Linked DNA regions of Homo sapiens: region 2 is linked to region 1. Evidence: read pairs that join two places in POLR2A ChIA-PET (ENCODE). Cell type or tissue: OCI-LY7. All regions are shown on one strand. Each heading gives the region's core, and the rest is flanking DNA. Links, peaks and the distances in the headings are about the cores only.

Region 1 (10,648 bases), core at 3,483-8,482:
GTGTGCCTGTAATCCCAGCTACTCAGGAGGCTGAGGCAGGGGAATTGCTTGAACCCGGGAGGTGGAGATTGCAGTGAGCCAAGATCGCACCACTGCACTCCAGCCTGGGTGACAGAGCAAGACACCGTCTCAAAAAAAAAAAAAAAGAAATTAGATATGATAAAGATAAATATGGTATCTCAAGTTAGGAAGAATGGTTTATTTCAACAAATAATGTTGGAAGTGGCTAACTGCTCAAGGGGGCAAAAAAACCTAGGCTTTAGTCATACTGCATACCATTCATCAAAAAAAAAAACCAAAATTCCAGCTGAATAAAAATTTAATTTGGAACTCAGTATTCACAACACATGGCAAAGGAATTACAAATCAGGAAAAGAGGAAAATCCCAAATAGAATGCTACTAATATGTTAACTATAAAAACTGCCACCTCTTTTTTCACCAACTGTTAAGATGACCATTAGTTACCATAATGAGAAATGACTCCATCATTAGAATCACTGTTATTTTTCCTCACAAAATACCATCCATTATGTCAAAGAGAATGACATACACTTCCTGACAAACTATACTATTACAGTAACTGCTAACTTGATATACAGTCAAGTTTCCAGCCAAGTTAACTTTGAAAGTAACTAAAACAGGTGCAAAGGCAGAGTGAGACTCTGGGTCATTTAAGGTAATAACTTTGCTCTTCCAGAACAGCATGTCACACTATAAATCTGAGTTCTACTACTATAATCTCTAAGGCAAATAATACTTAAAATCACTGGCTATTTCCACACATTAATAATGCAGCAAGGCATAGTGTTGTTGAGGGTGTGGAAAAACAAGCATTCTTACACAGAGGAGTAAGTTGATACATACCCACAATCCCTTATTCAAAACTCTTGACACAAGACACGCTCCAGAATTTACACTTTTCCAGATTTTATAGAGGTATTGTGACACATGTACCCTACATTATGAAATCCTCTCAAGAAGTCTCAGGTAGCAATGGATAATCAAACATATTATCTTTGCTGAGGCAACTATGAATGGTGTCAAAAATAAAGACTATATATAGCCTCACGTTACTTCAGGTCAGGTTTTACTAGCAAAGATTTTTTTTTTTTAACAACTTGATTTTTCAGAGCTTTTTGAATTTCAAAATTGCAAGTATTAATAATACTTGGCACTGGAAATGCTTAATACCAATCTACTAATCCTACTTCTAGAAATATATTTTACAGAAATATATGCATTAATAAAGTAGAAGTCCTAATCCCAGTAGCTGGACTCAAAATTGTCCCCATCCATGTTTAAACAAGGTGACAGCAACTGGTGGCCAGGGCCAAGACAGACTTAAATCATGCCGCTAGACCCCAGAATTTCTTGCAGGCTAGCGGTACAGGCTCACTCTGGTCATTTCATTAACCATATAATAATATGATTTTCTGCAATGATTTTGGGGAGGCCTCATTTACGACTGGGTTTTGCCAGATTTGATTTTTTATCGTATCCATGAAACCGTATTAAAACAATTGAAGTCTGCTTCTAAAAAAGTACAAAGTCATACTCATTAACACAGCTTTATTAGATTCCCCTATTTCCCACTCTTCTTTTGTAATCCAGGATACATTTTCTTCCTGGAGAGGCAGCCTACGTAAAAGTTACCTTAAAATAGGCAGAAAAAGTAAGTCATTCAGATATGACACTAAGTAAATAAACAAGTACAATTAAAAATAAAATTAAAGTCAGGAGTGGTGGCTCATGCCTGGAATCCCAGCACTTTGGGAGGCTGAGGTCGGTGGATCACTTGAGGTCAGGAGTTCAAGACCAGCCTGGCCAACATGGCGAAACCCCATCTCTACTAAAAACACAAAAAAATTAGCTGGACATGGTAGCACGTGCTGTAATCCCAGCTACCCAGGAAGCTGAGGCCAGGGAATCACCTGAACCTGGCAGACGGAGGTTGCAGTGAGCCGAGATCGTGCCACTGCACTCCAGCCCAAGTCACAGAGCAAGACTCCGTCTCAAAAACAAAACAAAACAAAAACAAAAAATAATAAATAAAATTAAGTATCTCACCCCTCTGGGAGCATGGACTTCAAAAGGTATTAACTAAAAATGTGAAAGCTTGGCCAGGTGTGGTAACTCACGCCTGTAATCCCAGCACTTTGGGAGGCCTAGGAGGGCAGATCACTTGAGGCCTGAGGCCTGGAGTTCAAGACCAGCCTGACCAACATGGCAAAACCCTGTCTCTACTAAAAATACAAAAATTAGTCGGGTATGGTGGCTCATGCCTGTAATACTAGCTACTCTGGAGGCTGAGGCTGCTTCAAGCTGAAACTCACTTGAACCCAGGAGGAGGAGGTTGCAGTGAACTGAGATCACACCACTGCATTCCAGCCTGGGCAACACAGCAAGACTCTGTCTCACGAAAATAAAAATAAAAATGTGAAAATTTGCAAAGTTTAGGACGATCAACCAACCATCTTCAAATGCCCACAACACAAACATTTTCTGTAAAAGGCTCCTTCCCTCCTAAAACTTGAAACCAGTACTCTAAATCCTCTGAAGCAATTCAGTATGTACTATATTAATTACCAACTGATGTGACGTATTTTACAAATTTTCCCTTTTCAATAATTACATTTTGTATATCATTCTATATCTAAAATCAGCTTCAAAACGTCACAGACCCTGTTATCTGTAGAAGCCAGCTTCCCCAGATTAATTCTCAGGTATCAAGGAAACTGTTGACTTAATTTTCTTTTCTGAATGAATGGCTAAATTCCACAAATGTTTATTGAATACTAAGTGCCAATCATTGCACTTTACATACTCGGATTCAGAGAAGCCAAACACTAAAGCTCCAAAACACCAAGGGCTTTTACTCTTACTACAGATTACAGCCACAGCTACAGCTGTCATTCAAAAACATGGTGTTTTAAAAACCAGCTATTCTAGACAAACTTAAAAGCCAAGAAGCAAGCAAATGAGTGAAGCAAGCTGGGTATATGAAACATTTTTCTTGAAATGTAGCTATCTTAATCTTTTTCTTTCAAACTTTTAATAGAGACATGAGTTCAAGAAATTTTACTCTTTACCGTAAGAAAAATTGTAGTACAGGTAAAATGAGCAAAGGTATCTGGTGCTCAGCCCTACTACTAACAGTGGATCACACAGGAGGAAGGAAAAACTTATTGAAGACCTATTTAAACCTTCTGGATTTTCTTAATATATGCAATGATTACCTGATTTTTACAAAATAAACTTTTGGCCAGCTGTGCTGGCTCATGCCTGTACTCCCAGCACTTTGGGAGGCCAAGGCGAGAGGGTACCTTGAGGCCAAGAGTTCAAGGCTGCAGTGAGCTATGATCATGCCACTGCACTCCAGCCTGGGCAACAGCAAGATTCTGCCTCTAAAATTTTTAATTTAAAAAAAAAAAAAAAAAGGCTGGGCACAGTGGCTCATACCTGTAATCCCAGCACTTTGGGAGGCTGAGGTGGACAGATCACCTGAGTTCAGGAGATTGAGACCATCCTGGCCAACATGGTGAAACCCCGTCTCTACTAAAAATACAAAAATTAGCCTGGTGTGATGGTGCGTGCCTGTAATCCCTGCTACTCGGGAGGCTGAGGCAGGAGAATGGCTTGAACCCAGGAGGAGGAGGTTGCAGTGAGCCGAGATCGCACCACTGCACTCCAGCCTGGGCAACAAGAGAGAGACTCAGTCTCAAAAAAATAAAAATAAAAATAGTAATAATAATAAAACTTCAAAAGGTACACTATTCTCTCTTCTCATAACAAAGACAAAATATTTTAGGCTTTGGGAGCCATAAGGTCTCTATCCCAAAGATTTAACTCTTGCTGCAGCCTGAAAGCAGCCAAAGACAATATGGAAACAAATGTTATTTCAATAAAACTTTGTTTACAAGAACAGGTTACAGGCCACATTTACCAAACGCTGCTTTATTTTTAAAAATTTATATTTCTTTTATATATATATGTGTGTATGTGTGTGTATATATATATATACACATATATGTGTATATATATATATATACACACACATACACACACACAAATTTTAATTTTTTTTTTTAAGAGACAGGATTGTACTATGTTGCCCAGGCTGGTCTTGAACTCCTACGTTCAAGCGATCCACTTGCCTTGGCCTCCCAGAGTACTGGGATTACAGGTGTGAACCGCCGCACCTGGCCTTACACTGCTTCTTGATGAAATATTTAGTCAGTGACTAAAATACGTACCTCAAGTTGTTTCTGCAAGAATAATGTTTCTCTTCAGATCACAAAACAAGGAAAAGCACAAACTTTAAATTCCTGAACGCGGAATTAAATATAATTCTTAATCTAATTTATATATATTCCACTTTTCTTCTCAACCAAAATATTCTAACATCTTTTACCTAGTCACACAACTGCTTTCCCCAATTCCTGCTAGTTCCGTGGACTTCCGAAACATGTTCTTATCTAGTGTGAGTACCTTTAATTAAGGTTAAAAAAAAAAAAAAAGACATCTCTCCCCAAGATAACCTGCCAAAAAAAAAATCCATACTGAGAAAAAGCTATTCAAAAACACTTAAATTACTTTGGGAAATCCCTGTTATAAGCCACAATTCCTGGTATCAGGTGCTTCCAGATTAGTAAGAAAGTCCTATATTCTAACACTGATCATTAGAATATATTCCATAGTAAAAAATGCTAACCAGCATAAGAATTAAATTGGAGTCATGCAAACACAATATAATGAAATTCACAATCTTAATAAAGTGCAATGTACTTTGACATAAAAAGTGTACATATTCTTACTCCTTCTTTTAAGTCCTGCGCTCAATTCAGTGTTTTTGACTGATTTGCTTGATCGCAGAGAATGGCAAAGATAAGGTTAAAATGTTATACACAGGATGAAATCCTCTCCTCCACTGTCTACACACTTTTTTTTTTTTTTTTAAAGACAGAGTCTCGCTCTGTCGCCCAGGCTGGAGTGCAATGGTGTGATCTAGGCTCACTGCCACCTCCACCACCCGGGTTCAAGCAATTCTCCTGCCTCAGCCTCCTAAATAGCTGGGATTACAGGCACGCACCACCATGTCCGGCTAATTTTTCACATTTTTAGTAGAGATGGGGTTTCACCACGTTGGCCAAGTTGGTCTCAAACTCTTGACCTCAGGTGATCTGCCTGCCTCGGCCTCCCAAAGTGCTAGGATTACAGGCATGAGCCACCACGTCCGGCCTCTACCCACTGACTTTCTACGAATTATTACAGGACAAAGTCCTATTTATTTTTAAATCCGAAGACTACCTACAGAAGTCAAAAATTTATAAACTGATTGAAAACAAATGCTTCTAATACATTTTCTCTAGGATGCCCAAGTCTCCGAGGTTCTGAGTGAATTCCAACACATAAAAGTTTTGAAACATTGTTACTAAATGATTGTCAGGATTAAATCAGTTAGCAATCGACAGTAACATATACAATTCTACTTAAAAATCTGAAACTCTTCCCACAAAATATTATTTCTAGAGATGACTTAAAGTATTGGGAGGATATGCACAGGTTATCGAAAATACTACGGCATTTTATCAGAGACCTGAGTGTCCTTGGATTTTCATATCCCAAGGGGACCTAGGAACTAATCTCCCACTGAAACCAAGAGACAACTGTGTTTCTATGCAACAAATTTAAGTTGGTTGTCTGAATTCCTCACTTAACTTTCCTATAAAATAACAGTATTAAAAAGGTGTTTAACTTCTCACTATAAGCAGCAAAACATGCCTGAAAGTCTATCAGCAAAGAAAATTTACAAAGTAAATACTACTTTAATACTCATAAAGAGATAAGTGACCATGAAATTGTTTTACAGATTCTGATTATTAACATTAAAGGATAAGGAACCAAGATTAAAAGTATGAAATGTTGAAATTTTTAAAAAATCCCAAATACTTTTAAAGATGTCAGAGGTTGATGGCAGTGTTTTGGCTTTTTGGGGGGAGGCAATGAGGGGGGATAGATGTCTAATTTCACTTTGAAATCAAGTTTTCATTCCTAGAGGTGTGTACTTTGTAGCATCCTCCCACTGAGTAGCCTGGAAACACAAATAGAAGCAAAGCAAGCTTTTCCAATGTTAACCAGGCAGAATATAGAGACTGAGGAACGAATAAAGGATTAAAGAACTATTGAATGTGATAAAGAAACCAATCAGCAATTAACTGAGCTGTGGATGAAAAAGGAAGAAAGGATAAAAAGATGGGAAGGAGGCTGCTAGCAAGGCCTGCTACAATAAGCACAGTAGTAGGTACAAAGTTTCCATTGGACAGGAGGAATAAGTGTTACTGATCTGTTACACAGCATGTTGATGATCGCAGTTAACAATAATATACTGTGTATTTCAAAACTGCTAAAGATTCTAAATGTTCTCACCACAAAAAAAATAAGTACATGAGGTGACAGATGTAAATAGCCTGATTTAATCATTCCTCAATGTGTACATAGATTGAAACATCACATTGTAGCCCACAAATACATACAATTATTTGCCAACTAAAAATAAAATAAATTATATAGTAGGAATGAAGGAATGATAGGTCTCCCTCCAGGAGGGGCAGTGCGGCTATAAATCATTCACCTGTAGGAAGCACATTCAAATTGTACATTACTAACTTAGGGAGTGCTGCATCTCCCAATGCTACAAATGTCAATAGAGAAGATTAAAAATTTTTGTTGGAAAAGATCCAAGGCGTTCTCCATGGAGGTCAACCGTTGAAAAATAATTGAGTACAAACCCAAACTACTTGGGTTAAAGCCCCAGTTCTGCAACTTAATAGCTGTGTGGCCCTTTTTAAGTTATTTATTCTCTATGCCTCAGTTTGCTCATCTATAAAATGTAGTTAAAAGTACAACTCTCTTCTCAATGAATTGTTCTAGGATTACATTTCATACTTGGTTCAGTACCTGACACACAGCACTACACAGATATTCGAAATTATTTTTATTAACCCACCCACTGGTGAAGCTTTTGCAGCACTTTCCCAACTCCTGGATTCCACACCTTCACCAGGTCCGAAGATTCCAATTTCAAGGTCTCAGCACTCCAAATACAGTTCTCTTTTTTCATTCTGTCTAAATGGTATTTTACATAAGAGAAATCCAATGTTTTCAGAGAATATTGGGACTTTTTTGCAAACATTTGACACTTGAAATCTGAATTCAGTGTTCTAAAATATTAAGATAATTTTTCCTTTTTTTTTCCTTTTCTCACATATTTTGATGGTACAAATAATGAAACAAACTAGTGCTTAAAAGACGACCAATCTTGAGGAGGCTGATGTCAGTGTAAAAAACTAAATGAGAGTCCAGAAAGGCACCAGTCATAAAACAAGCCTTTCTTTATTTCAATGAGATAGTTTTCTCCTTAGGAAGGACAAGAGATGGGTGCTAGAAACAGTTTGCTTTCAAGTTATCAAAACAACCACGACAGTTGAGAATGTCTGGAAAAGACCATTTGTTTTTTAGATTGTCAACTGCTACACAAACAGAATTTTCTGGAGTTGTGACAGGCATCAATTAAAAAACAAACCAAAAAAAAACAAAAAAACCAAAAAAACAAACACCTGGCCTTTTGAAGAATCTATCAAGTTTTAAAAATTTCAGCATACTTGCAGTGAGCCGAGATCGCATCACTGCACTCCAGCCTGGGCGACACAGCGAGACTCCGTCCCAAAAAAAAAAAAAAAAAAATTTCAGCATAGCTTCCTCTGCTCTAGTCACATTCAGAGCTTAGGTCTGTTCTCTCTTTCCAACCATACTGATAGATGACATGGCTCCATCAGGTTAATTACGCTCAGCACCCTAAGTAAATTCAGGTCACAAGTACAAGCTGTACTATATTATGATTAACAAGTTATCTCAGTTTTAAAAAATTAAACAAGAACATAAAGGCAATGCCACCTGCGATACAATAATCATATGAGTATACTATGTCCTTTTATTTTGGGTATCACTTTTCCTTTTTCCTCTCACCTCTGCGCAGTGACTTAAGAAAGCTGGGGAAAAGTGGCCAGGCGCAATGGCTCACACCAGTAAATCCCAGCACTTTGGGAGGCCGAGGCGGGCAGATCACCAGGTCAGGAGATCGAGACCATCCTGGCTAACACGGTGAAACCCCATCTCTACTAAAAATACAAAAATTAGCCCAGCGTGGGCTACTCAGGAAGCTGAGGCAGGAGAATGGCGTGAACCCGGGAGGCGGAGCTTGCAGTGAGCCAAGATCGCGCCACCGCACTCCAGCCTGGGCGACACAGCGAGACTCCGTCTCTTAAAAAAAAAAAAAAAATTACTTGAGATCGGCCGTCTGCGGTAGCTCACGCCTGTAATCCCAGCACTTTGGAAGGCCGAGGTGAGGGGATCACGAGGTCAGGAGCTCGAGACCAGCCTGACCAACATGGTGAACCCTCATCTCTACTAAAAATACAAAAATTAGCCAGGCCTGGTGGGGCGCGCCTGTAATCCCAGCTACTCAGGAGGCTGAAGCAGGAGAATCACTTGAACCCTGAAGGCGGAGGTTGCAGTGAGCCGAGATCGTGACACTGCACACCAGCCTGAGTGACAAGAGACTCTGTCTCAAAAAAAAATTACTTGAGATCAACCTGTCATTTCTAATACTGAGTTATTTAAGTATCAGTTGGTCTATTCAAACTCTACAAAACTGAAAAGATTAAGCTAACAAAGGACTTTGAAATTTTCACTCATATTTTATGACACCAGGATCAATCCTTTTTCCTGGCCTTACTTGTCTTAGGAATGTGGGCAAAGAGAAGAGGGGAAGGGGGACTCTTTTCTAAATGTGTAACATTTTTGGAAAAACCAATGTTATCATTTGGCTTTTAAGACTGCATTCAAGTTTCTAGGAATTCACCTTGCACATTCAATGTTCAATGTTTAGGAATGAAAAGCTCAACATTTCTACCAACCAGAAGAAAATCTATGGAGGAGCATGGACATATGTACTGATACCTCTATTCCTTCCCATCTCCTTACATGCCCTGTGAATAACATAAGTTAACATTTTATAATGCTTCTTATGAGAGCAAAAAGGGGAGTAGAGTTACAGCACTCATAAAGTCTTCCTACAAAACTGTGCAAAGAAAACACCACTATGTGGAAACGTGTGGACTACAGAGCATGCTCAACAGAAAGGCCACAGCACTCCCGAGTTACTGACAGAAAACAACCTCTTGAGGATTCCAGGCCCCAACCTAAAAGGGCTTCAATAAGCACTAAGCCAACAGAAGATCAAAGTGAAGAAGTAAGCTTAACATTAGTTATCAGCCAGATGGAAAGAATAGCAAAATTCCACATCATCGAGATTAGAAAACAACCGACTGGCTTTTCAATTTACTTTAGATCAGAAAAAAAAGTCGGGGAAAAAAGTCCTTATCAAAGGTTAACCAAACTAAGTCATTCACAATTACAAGAGATCTAAGACCCATACTACTCAAATTCGGCAAAAATGTACAACTCAGAGGGAAGAGGGGGAAGATCCCTGTTAATTAGTTGCCTCGATAAAAGAAAATATCATTTTGGTCAGTGCACAGCGTTGATAGGGTTTCGTTTCTCAATGCCTAAATGCTGTGAGCCCGACGTACAGATTCAAGTATAAACAACACGTGACCAGTCCTGTTGCCTACGTCTTCATAAGGCTAATTGACACAGAAGATAGTTCACACACACACCCTTTTAAAGTTCATTTTGTATTTTGAATTCTTTTCCTATTTTCACTGGAAGGGGTCACCGTGGTAGCCCGTGGGATGGACGCTCCTCTACCTTTTGAGGCAGGTAGAGTTCTTAGATAGCTAAGCCCAAGGGAAAAAAAGATGTTAACTCAAAATAACCGCCCCACACCAAACTAAGCGATTTTTCTATTCCCCGGTTGTTCAATCCGTAGGGAGAAGGAGGTGGTCGAATTCAAGGAAGTTAAAGATTTCACAAAGTAAACACGTACACAATTTTCCGTTTCAAAGGGCAGTTTCTGCTTTCTTTTTTAAGTCGATATAGACCATAACAGGAGCTCTGTTCGTCTAGACCTCTCTTGGTTAGTTCAGATGTACGCGGGGGGAATACAGAAGGAAGGGGGTGTCCTCCTTCGGCCCACCATGTCGCGAACACGTCGCGAGTCTTTAAGGGAAACAGCTTTACTTCGGTAAGGGCGGGCGCGAGCCGAGGCCAAGGCGCCGCCCGGGAGCCCCGCGGGCGCCGAGGCGCCCGGTGCCGGGGCCGGAAACGCCCAGCTAGCGGCGTACCGGGCCGCCCCTTCCCCGCGGACCTGCCCGGAGCTCCGCCGCCCTGGGGCCGCCGCGGGGTGCGGAGGGCGGCGCCGGCCGCCCGCGCCCCTCCCCCGCCCGCGGCGGAAGCGTCTCGGGTTTGAAAGATGCCGCGGCCGCCGCCTCCCACCCGCCGAGCCACAAAGGGCCGAGCCCCCTCCCGCCACAGCCCTCCTCCCCGGCCCCTCCACAGGTCGCCGCGGGCTCCCAGCCTGCCCGGCGCTACTGTCGCCTGCTCACCCGCGTCCCTCGGTCCGGAGGTGTGGGATCCGCTCCAGCCGGTGGCCCCGTCCACACTGGGCCCCTCCGGCGCGGCGGCGGG
Region 2 (10,648 bases), core at 3,169-8,168, 210 kb after region 1:
GCTGCAGGAACACCTTGGCCTCCTGAGATGCCTCTACTGTGGCCTAGTCTCAGCTACAGGAGCATGTGTGGGCTGTGGTCAGGCAACAGGAAGAGGAAGAAAGGGAGAGAGATTTTGGGATGTGGGTACCTGACCCAGTATGGAAATCCCTGTATATTCTTAAACTTTTTCTGAGTCACTCTGTGAAAATTGTGGGACTTTGGCAGTAGAAAGCAAGAGAATTAGAATGCAGCCATACAAGGTTTTTCATTGTTTTAAGAACTCCCTAGCCCCCAAATCAACAAACCATGTCGGGTAAATATAAATGCACACTGCTGATATGGCAGTAAAGCCAAATGTACTTGATATATAAAAACAGTGGGCCCACCCTATCAGCAGGTTCTACATTCGTGAATTCATCAAACTACAGATAGAAAATATTCAAAAAAATAAATGGATGGTTCTGTCTCTATGGAACATGTGCAGACTCTCTTTCTTGCCCTTATTCCCTAAACAATACATTATAACAACTATTTACATTGTATTAGGTGTTAGAAGTGATCTACAGATGAATTAAAGTATATGGGAAGATGTGTGTAGGGAACAGGCAAATAGCACGCCATTTAATATAAGGGACTTGGGCATCCACGGATTTTGGTATCTGTGAGGGATTGAGGGAGTTGGTCCTGGATCCAACCCCCTCAGATACTGACCACTGTAAGGTTCATACTTCTAAGTTTAAAATGTAACTATGTGTGAGTGAATGTGGATAGCATTTGCTAAGAAAAGCCCTGTACTTACTTGTGATATATAAAATATTCACAAGAAACTAGTACCACTGGTAGACATTGGGGAAGGTAACTGGAGTGGAAAGGAAGAAAGTAGAGTTTTCATGATTAAATATTATGTACCTTTTAAATTTGTATTAGGTATTATTTGTACTTATGTATTATTCATAAATAAATACATTCCATTTAAAAAATAAATAATGAGCTTTTATTATTCTCAACAACAGAGAAGACTCCAGCCTGATGTCTATGGGACCTGAGTCCACACTGTGGAGGGCACAAGCTGTGGGAGGGCCTGGAAGACACGCCTCAGAGATTCTCCCAGTCCTGCCACCCTGTGGGAGACACTTCAAAGGAATCGTAAACTCATGTGACCAGCAGGGAGGACAACGATGAAGAAACTTTCCTGCCTAAAATCAGCTGCTGTCCAGAGCTAGCACCTGGAAGGAGACACTCCCTCTCCTGGGGTCACATCTTCACTGCAAGGCGGGTGGGAGCTCACTGCTGTGACCCACATATACTCCTCTCTCGGCGTCTCTATCCTGCTGCTTTCTCTGACTGCATCTTCCTCTGTTCCTTGGTCAGTGTTTGAGAAGAGAATGTTGAACAAGTCACATCCTTGTCACTCTGAGTCAGAACCCTCATTTGACTTGGAAGATTTGTGCTTCCGTTTTTTCTTCTTTTTCTTTTCTTTCTTCCTTTTCTTATGCTTTTCTTTCTTCTTCTTTTTCTTGTGTTTCTCTTTACCTTCAGAGGAACTGGAGCTGCTCCTATCTTCATCTGAGGTAGAATCCTCCAGTAACTGTTTTAACTGCTGTATCCTAAACATTCAAAATTGATCAAAGAACAGTGAGTTTTAGCTTTAACTTACAACAGTTGCTTAGATAAATATGTCATTCAAAAGCAGTATAGGATGATGAATAACCATGTCACAAAGACAGTATTTTTATTTTTACCTGTTTTCTCATTCTTCTCCACCTGAATGCCTACTTTACGTGACTGAAACCAGTGTACAAGCCACTTTGTATTCTTTTTATTGTCCTAGACATTTCTGCATGTTTCCACAGTCCTTACAATTGTAATTTCTAACAGACGCATACTTTACTAAACCATTCCCCTACTGCTCAATTTCTTAATCTACATCTTTAACAGTTATAATGCCACCAATTTGAAAAAACAAACCCTCCAATTTTTTCCACCTCTCTCTAATCATGTCTAATTTTTTTCTTTTTTTTTTAGAGACAGGGTCTTCCTCTGTCACCTAGGCTGGAGTGCAGTGGTGCAATCATGGCTTACTGCAGCCTCAACCTACTGGGGTCAAGTAGATCCTCCCACCTCATCCTCCCGAGTGGCTGGAACTACAGGTGCGTGCTGCCATACTTGGCTACTTTTTATATTTTTTTGTAAAGATGGGGTTTTGCTGTATGGCCCAGGCTGGTCTCAAACGCCTGGACTTCAGCGATCCGCTGGCCTCGGCCTCCCAAAGTGTTAGGATTACAGGTGTGAGCCACTGAGCCTGGCCTAAGTATAATTTTTAACAAAAGCTCACATCCCTAAAGACTCTGGAGAAGATAAACTGAATCACATGAAAATATCAATTATACTGTACAAGTAGACAGCACAACATGGGTTGCCAACATCAACTGCAGTGGCCAGAGAGCTGGACCAAGCCCATGGCTTTAAGTTAACCCAAGGAGGAGGAGGCTGGCCTGCTCATTCCCCAACACTGGCCTTTTCAGCCATGACTCCTGCACTCCACATATTTTCACAATTGAAGTACCATGTTTACTGCACCATTCCTCTAACACTAGAGTGGTTTTCTCCAACTTTATATAATTTTAAAACTTTAAGGGGATATTGTTATCATCAGGACGACCTCACCTTACGTCCTTTTCATGTCGTTTATTGTCTCGTATGATGTCATACATGGGATCTTCATGTGCCTTAAGGGTCAGAGAAGGTTAAGGTTTGGTTAGGCTTCATGGATCACAAGTTAAATACAATGAAATGCCTATGTTATGAAAACCAGTTTATTTTTTTTTTTACTGTTTGATGTAGCTGCATGTTCAACATGTTCTAGGTCACATCACTGAAAACTCATTAAGGCTAAAAAATGGATTTTCCAATTAGAAAAATACAGGAAATGGCTACTCTCAGCACACTGTCTTTGGGGTAGCCCTGCTCTGCAGGAGCAATCACAGAGCTATAACACTGCCACCTCAAAAACAAAGAAAAATACAGGGAATAACTGTCATCTAAAGAAAAAATATACGGACACTTTAATCTTACAGTTTAAAGACATGTACTCTTTAAAGACCGGGAAATTAAATCCCTGATTTCAGTCATGAAACATGACTTTTTTACACAGTAAATTTTAAAAAGTGCGGTTGAATAGATAACAATGTCTGTTTCAGAAAAAAAATCACTGTTCCAAGTTACAAACAAAGATCACTTTAATAAGAATTCCTTTTTTTTGTAAAAGAGCTAATTTGTCATACAAATGTAATTTAATAAGCATGTAGTTAACAGCACACACTTTGGTCAAAGGGCTTCTGGGAATGTATTTTATGTGACCATTCAAGTTCACTGGTGACTTTCTGCTTCACTGATTTTCACTATCTCTGATAAATGTAAATTGACACTCTTGGACTTTACTTACCACTCTGAACTGCTCTAACTTTTGGTTGCCTTTGATAAAGAAAGGGCATTCTTTGTCACCCGTTCGGTGACCATAGCGTTTGCAACGCCAACCTAAAAACGAAAAGAGAAATATTTCTGTAAGATAACAGTTTCACCTACTCAAGATAAAGAATCAGCAGAATATATTCAAGTTTTTCTTCATTAAACTCTAATTCTAAAACAAAATATAATTATGGACAAGCCATGTAAGATCCCAGAAACAGAGGTAAACTAATTGCTTCCCCAAGCATCCTTTAGTCTTATACCTTTAGGAATAATATTCTATCACCAAGTATTTATGAAGCAATCCAATGGAGAATTACTTCAAAAGGTGAATTTTTTTTTTTGAGATGGAGTCCTGCTCTGTCGCTCAGGCTGGAGTGCAGTGGCGTGATCTCAGCTCACTGCAACCTCTGCCTCCTGGGTTCAAGATATTCTTCTATTTCAGCCTCCTGGGTAGCTGGGATTACAGGTGCGTACCACCACACCCAGCTAATTTTTGTATTTTTAGCAGAGATGGGGTTTTGCCATGTTGCCCAGGCTGGTCTTCAACTCCTGACCTCAGGTGATCCGCCCGCCTCAGCCTCCCAAAGTGCTGGGATTACAGGCGTGAGCCACCACGCCCGGCCCAAAAGGTACATTTTTTTTAAAGTGTGTTTCAGTATATTTTTCAGAGTAAATGTTTTCATAAAGTATCTCTGCTTCTCATTTACTATTTTAGACACTATAAAAGCTTCTTTCTCAGGTTGAGTCTGTTCAAAACTCTCACTTTTAAGTAAATAAAATCACAAGTTCTCTTAGAATATTAATGGTGGCTGGGCACAGTGGCTCCTACCTGTAATCCTAGCACTTTGGGAGGCAGAGGCGGGTAGATCGCTTGAGGCCAGGAGTTCGAGACTAGCTTAGGCAACATGGTGAAACCCTATCTCTACAAAAGTACAAAAAAATTAGCTAAGCCTGGTGGCGCATGCCTGTAGTCCCAGCTATCTCAGAGGCTGATGTGAGATCACCTGATTCTGGGAGGTTGAGGCTGCAGTAAGTTGTGATCACACCACTGCACTCCAGCCCGGGTGACAGAGTGAGACCCTGTTTTCCTGACCCTGGTAGAAGGTTGTTTAATGTGTGGAAAAGGTAAAACAGAGGGTCTCTGGCCAGGGAGACCAGGGAGACATCAGGTAGGTCTGAAGGAAGCTGCTGCAATAGCCACAAAGGGTCACACGAATGAATGAAAAGCAGATGGACACATTTCCAGACTCCCTCCACTCGGCTCCCAGAACACTCATAGTATGGCTTTCCCTCCACGTGGGAGCCTTCTCTGGGAAAATATAACCCACCCAAAGAAGAAAAACCGATAGATACTGAACTCTGAGGCACGTTGTCTTTGCTTTTAACAAATAATCAAGGCAATGAAGCATTCCCATCAAAATTCTCAAGGAAACTGATTTTTAAATTAGAATTCAATATCCTGGTAGTTAAAAATCTGTTAAAGACGATTCCAGAAAAGTAAAGGTCTTAACATTTTTATCTTCTATAAACCCATTTTGAAGGTAACAGCCATAGGATTTGTTACACCATAAGGAGAGAATATGATAATAAAGAAGACTCAAGACACAGGAAAATGGGTGATCCAACACGGGAGAGAGGCTAAGGGGACCTGCAGAAAGATGGTGTCTTAGTCAGCTCGGGCTGACATAACAAAATGCCGTATTCTGGGTGGCCTAAACAACAGAAACTGGTTTTCTCATTCATTCTGTAGGTTGGAAATCTGAGATCAGGGTCCCAGCAAGGTGGGTTTGTGGTGAGAGCTTTCTTCCTGGCTTAAGATGACAGCCCTCTTTCTTCTTCACATGGCACGGTGGTGGGGGGTGGGGTGGATGCTTCCTTATCTAGAAGATGGAGAACGTGCCTTGGCTGTAAGAGGGCTGTGATGAGAACAAGTTAAATAAAAGAAGTAAACACTCTTTGTAAATTGAGGCATGTAAGTTGCATGGATTAGGGAAACTCTCCCACACTCACACTGCATAACTTTGACTTCTTTCCCCAGTGGCATCCAAAGTCCTTTAGTTGGTGCATGAGCCAGAAATTCCCTGGCGTGTTCATTGCCTGGTACATCTGGTATGCAATCTTCTGGCTTAGTCTCATCTTCCTAAAAAAGGGAACAGGTATAAACAGCATGGCAAGAGCGCTGGGATTCTCTCCTGCTCCCCTTGGAGCCACCCTTGCCTGGCTTTTTCCTGGGCTTCCGGTGCCAACATCATCTTAGTTACCCCTCAAAACTAGAAAAAAAGACAAGTTACACCTGATTGAAAAAACAGGAAACAAATGTACCAGAAGAACTATACCAAAAACAATGTAGCTGTTCTTAGAGAAAAGTTACTGGTGAAGCAGAAAAATCTGTCCTTATATAGCAATGACTGGGGAGCTCCAAATAAGATTCTGAGATTAAAAAAAAAAAGTTTCACTACCTCAAAATATAGAATTAAAGTAAACCAGGCTTCCTGGAATAATAGAAATGGCCTGTTATGCTAGAATAGTTTATTATACCCTGAAGGCCCTGTCATGTTTTACAGTCACACACATGCTATATCTCTGATGTACATTTTTACCACTCAATAACTGCATTTACAATTAATGTGTTTTCAAACTTTTGGATTTTTTTCAAGTTTCTATGAATATTAAATTTACAATAGACTCATGTTTTTAAAGAATATTTCTTCGCTGAGAGTTATGAAACAGCAAGTTTTCTTGGCCGTGGCCTGCCACTCTAAGTCTCCCTCGTGCACACACACCCTGGCACCTTGGCCAGGGAGCTGCAGGAGGGATGCCTGTACCAGGGAGCGGGACTGGATAGCTGTCAGATCTCCTCAGAGTTTACTGCTCTCTGAGCTGCTGAGCTCAAGAAACCAGCAGAGGATGGACCGAGGGGCTGAGCCGGGTGAGGCCGACAAGGAAAAGGAGCTTAGAGATGCCATCCCCAGCAAGAGAGAAGAGGGGCATGGCCAAGGAATCCACGTGGGCCTGCACTGGTTCTTCAGGGAAGGGAAACATGGCTGATGAAATTTCTGCAAAGGCAGAGGCTTGTGACAAAACTAAAAATTATGACCCCTCATTCATCTGCAGGAAAAGAAACAGGCTTTTGGTAAAAGGAGATTTAACATCATGCAATTATTTTTCATAACAAGTTACTGAGTCTACAAGTATGTCTTGTGGAATAACCAAGAGTACAAACTTCACACTAACCTTGATAAGCCCAGGAGGAGGTTTTTCGTAACTGGAAAACAAAAAACAAAACCTTATCAACCATGTTAATGTAAACATAACACATCAAGTTACTGCAAAAAAGGGGCTATAGGATTTTTAATCAGAGATTTTAGCAACAATAAGCTTTTATCACTGGTTTGCAGACAAGCAATCACCTGAGAAGAGCAGAATGCTTCTCCTCCCTGTGCTGAGCGGCACCTGCCATCTAAGACTGGCCAGGCCTTCCTTATTTCCATCCAGGGACTGAACCCAGAGGAGACCCAGAATGCTGAGCACGCAAGTCTCCAGATGGGACAGGCAGCAAGATGGGAAGGAAATTCTGAAGGCGAGGTGTTTGTGCACTCAAAGAGCAACTCTCAGGCTCCTAAAGCAATTTGTACCTCCTCCCAAAAGAGTAATATGCAAATATTTTTAGCTCAGGTCTGTCCCTTGACCCTTTAAACCTTTAGGGAAGTATTTTTTTTTTTTTTGAGACAGGGTCTTGTCGTGTTGCCTAGGCTGGTCTCAAACCCCTGGCCTCAAGCAATCCTCCCACCTCAGCCTCCTGAGTAGCTGGGACTACAGTTGTGTACCATGGCACCATGACACCTGGCTCTCTTATTTTAATACTTCAGAATGGCTGCAACATAGAGAAACACTTAATGATTTAATGTTTTCTTCATTCGGACTCTCGTCTTATGCATAGTTTAAGGGACCCTTTAGAAGACAATGAATATTGGAAAAGGGAGTCAAGAATAGACAAAGGGAAAAGTGAAAAAATTTTCATTTGGCCAGGCGTGGTGGCTCGCGCCTGTAATCCCAGCACTTTGGGAGGCTGAGGCGGGCAGATCACTTGAGGTCAGGAATTCGAGACTAGCTTGGCCAACATGGTGAAACCCCGTCTCTACTAAAAATACAAAAATTAGCTGGGCGTGGTGGCGGGTGCCTGTAATCCCAGCTACTCAGGAGGCTGAGGCAGAAGAATTGCTTGAACCTGGGAGGCAGAAGTTGCAGTGAGCTGAGATCGCACCATTGCACTCCAGCCTGGGAGACAGAGTGAGACTCTGTCTTAAAAAAAAAAAAAAAAATTCATTCTCCCCTTCTATAAGATGTGGGAGAAAGCAACTTGATGGACAATGGATGAGAAATACTACTAATCCCAGATCTGTTCCCTCAAGATTAAATAGTAAACAACTGTGTATTAACAGGATTAGCTTTGTAAGTGTGGTACAGTGTTTTCCCAAAGTAGGTGCTTAAAATATTTCTAACAAAAAGCTGTGGCATGACATAGGCCTAATGGAGCAAAAACAATGGAAATCTGCACAACTTGTGAAGATGATAGTTTATCTGTAGCCATTCATTAGAAACATTAATGCTATACCTTATGCATAGAGACTAGAAGGAGCTTGACAGTAAAGTCTATAAATCCAAAAATCCAATAAATGAATCCTTTTGAGCCACAAGCATTATACAAAAAATATATGGCCAATCGAATTGAGATCCAAATTCTCAAAAAAAAGTAACTGTTCTTGCCAAGATGAAAATGAGTGTGATGCAATTGCACATTTGGAAATATAATATTATCAGCAATGGCATTCCCAAAGTCCATTTTACAAGTGGTTTCACAAGTTTAAAGAAGGGTGGTTCATGTTGTTTCCCGGGGCTGAACAATTCATTAATGTAGTATACTCAAAAATATATTTCTGAAAGTAGTATTTAACTACTAAATACAGATTAGAAAACTGAAGTATGTTCACGCACAGTTTAGGTTCTACAGTGTGACAGTTAAGAGGTATGCATTTATCTTTGCAGTCACTGTCACCCAAGCTGGAGTGCAGTGGCGTGATCACAGCTCACTGCAGCCTTGAACTCCTGGGTTCAAGCAATCCTCCTGTCTTGGCCTCCCAAAGTACTGGGATTGTATACATGATCCACCGTGTCCAGCTGCAGTTAATTCTCAAGATAAAAAAAAGTTGATTGAGATGCATTATTTTGTGCCATCTGAAAAGCCTTACTTAGTCATTCAGACTGTACTAACTTTCTCTGAGTAGGAAGAAGACCAGTTATGTCTGAGACACGCTGTCTTCTCAAGTGTGTACAGAGTAAGAAATCTTTTGTTAAGTGTTTCAAATTACTCTTTCTGTTGACTGTTGAGATGGGTTTTCTTTGAGAAGAGTCCCTAATGCAAGTGTACTCCATTCCACACAATTGTTCCTGCAGCTGCATCCAAGGGGCTGCGTGGCAGAGGTGAAACTGCCACATACACCCAGAAGGTCCACTCTGTTATGCCTGGCAGCCCAGGAGCTATTAAGTGACAGAGAGTGTTGGAGCAGGTGGAAGCCTCGGATGCCCTCAGGGGCCTGGCAGGCAGGGTCACCGAGGGAAAACTGTGGTGGAGACTCAGGAGACTCCATCACATCAGGGATGAAAAGATTTGAATTCAATTTATAAAAGAGCACTGTGGGGCTTCCCATTTAACATGGCCAACTGACCAACATGCTTATCTATCTCCTTCCCCAGATGCTTTAAAAATGACAGTGAAAAAATAAAAAGGCCATAAAGATATCCCAAAAGGAGGCAACATCAGAGGAAGTTTTCAACAAATTTGGGAAAGTGGAAATAGCAATGGATTTCCTGGGGTGGAAGAAGTAACACTTTTCAGAAGATGAGGCTTCCTTCCTATAGCCAGGAGGCTGCCTGCCCAACACTTGAAGGAGGCTGCAGGGTTAGCCTCTCCAATTCAGCAACACTGGCAGCCAGGCAGAGATCCCTGGCCCCCAGGCAGAGGACTCAAGACCCTTCTCTAGAGGAACTTAGGAGCCCCAGAAAAAAATCTCCAACTACTGACATTTGGAAGTCTCTTGATAAAAAGGGTACCCTGCAGCATGAGCGCCCTATCATGAAGCTATCTGATCAACAAACAACACCTTCTCTCTTTTTTCTCTCCCACACACAGCTGCCCTTGACAAGAGCTGTATAGCGCCTACTCTTAAATGAGTTGAGGCCAGAGCAGCGGCTCATGCCTGTAATCCCAGCACTTTGGGAGGCTTAAGTGAGAGGATTCCTTGAAGCCAGGAGTTCGCGACCAGCCTGGGCAACATAGTAAGATTCCATCTCTAAAAAAAAAAGTGTAAAAAAACTAGCTAGGTGTCATGGTGTGCACCTGCAGTCCCAGCTACTCTGTAGGCTGATTCAGGGGGGATCACTTGAGCCCAGGAAGTCGAGGCTGTAGTGAGTTATAATCGTGCCACTGTGCTCCAGCCTGGGTGACAGAACGAGAGCTTGTCTCTAAAAAACACAAAACAAAACAAAATATGGTTGAGATTCAAGAATACCCAGATATTAGAGAAAAAAAAATTACTAAATGTAAGACAGCAATCAAAATAAAAAGCAAACAAGAAATAGAGGCAATGTAGGGAACAAAAGACAACAAAAAAGAAAAACGAGTGAGTATCCTCATAGATGAGTGAAGATATTTCACTTATGAAACAAGAACAGGATAATATAAAAAACAACTTGCAGAATGAGAAAAAGCTTTTTGATTTAGAAATATAACAAATATGTTTAGTAGAGAAAAAGATACATCTACAAAGTACAATGAAAATACAAAGACAGAAGAGATAGAGCAACAGAAAATCAACAGAAGGAAAAAACAAAATTGGGGAGAGGAAATAAGACATAAATTTATATATGTAGTTAATGCATTCATGACATGTCAAGAAAAAAAGAGTCAACTGCACAAACTGGGGAACAACACACACTGGGGCCCACTTGAGGGTGGAGGGCAGGCGGAGGGTGAGCATCAGAAAAAATAACTCTTGGGTACTAGGCTTTGTACCTGGGTGATGAAATAATCTGTACAACAAATCCCCATGACATGAGTTTACCTGTATAACAAACCTACACAGGTACCCCTAAACCTAAAATAAAAGTTAAAAAAAAAAAAGTCAATTGGAAAAGAC

The links. ChIA-PET counts read pairs that join two places held together with the same protein. Peaks named below come from ENCODE experiments on the same cell type or tissue, not always from the same donor. Only the 100,000 strongest peaks of a DNase experiment are listed, where the experiment ranks them.
Region 2: POLR2A ChIA-PET joins it to region 1 with 11 read pairs; 12 of 35 experiments call an interaction of 5 or more read pairs at or near these places.

The regions. Positions count from the first base shown.
Region 1 is chr7:32,880,970-32,891,617 of GRCh38, forward strand. It overlaps KBTBD2 (kelch repeat and BTB domain containing 2), which reads right to left. Exons shown (of 4, transcript NM_015483.3): 1 at 10,567-10,648. Among named protein-coding and RNA genes, the nearest start is that of KBTBD2, 5.5 kb to the right of the region's middle. RefSeq lists an enhancer at 7,791-8,316 and a silencer at 10,151-10,648. In OCI-LY7, for the core only: no CTCF peak of the experiment used is centred there; no DNase peak of the experiment used is centred there.
Region 2 is chr7:33,093,845-33,104,492 of GRCh38, forward strand. It overlaps RP9 (RP9 pre-mRNA splicing factor), which reads right to left. Exons shown (of 6, transcript NM_203288.2): 2 at 6,687-6,717; 3 at 5,463-5,592; 4 at 3,427-3,518; 5 at 2,649-2,710; 6 at 953-1,588. The coding sequence ends at 1,390. It overlaps LOC124901610 (a long non-coding RNA gene), which reads left to right. Exons shown (of 4, transcript XR_007060279.1): 4 at 995-1,555. Among named protein-coding and RNA genes, the nearest start is that of RP9, 10 kb to the right of the region's middle. In OCI-LY7, for the core only: no CTCF peak of the experiment used is centred there; a DNase peak (open chromatin) is centred at 5,927; H3K4me3 peaks cover 2,072 bases; H3K27ac peaks cover 2,470 bases.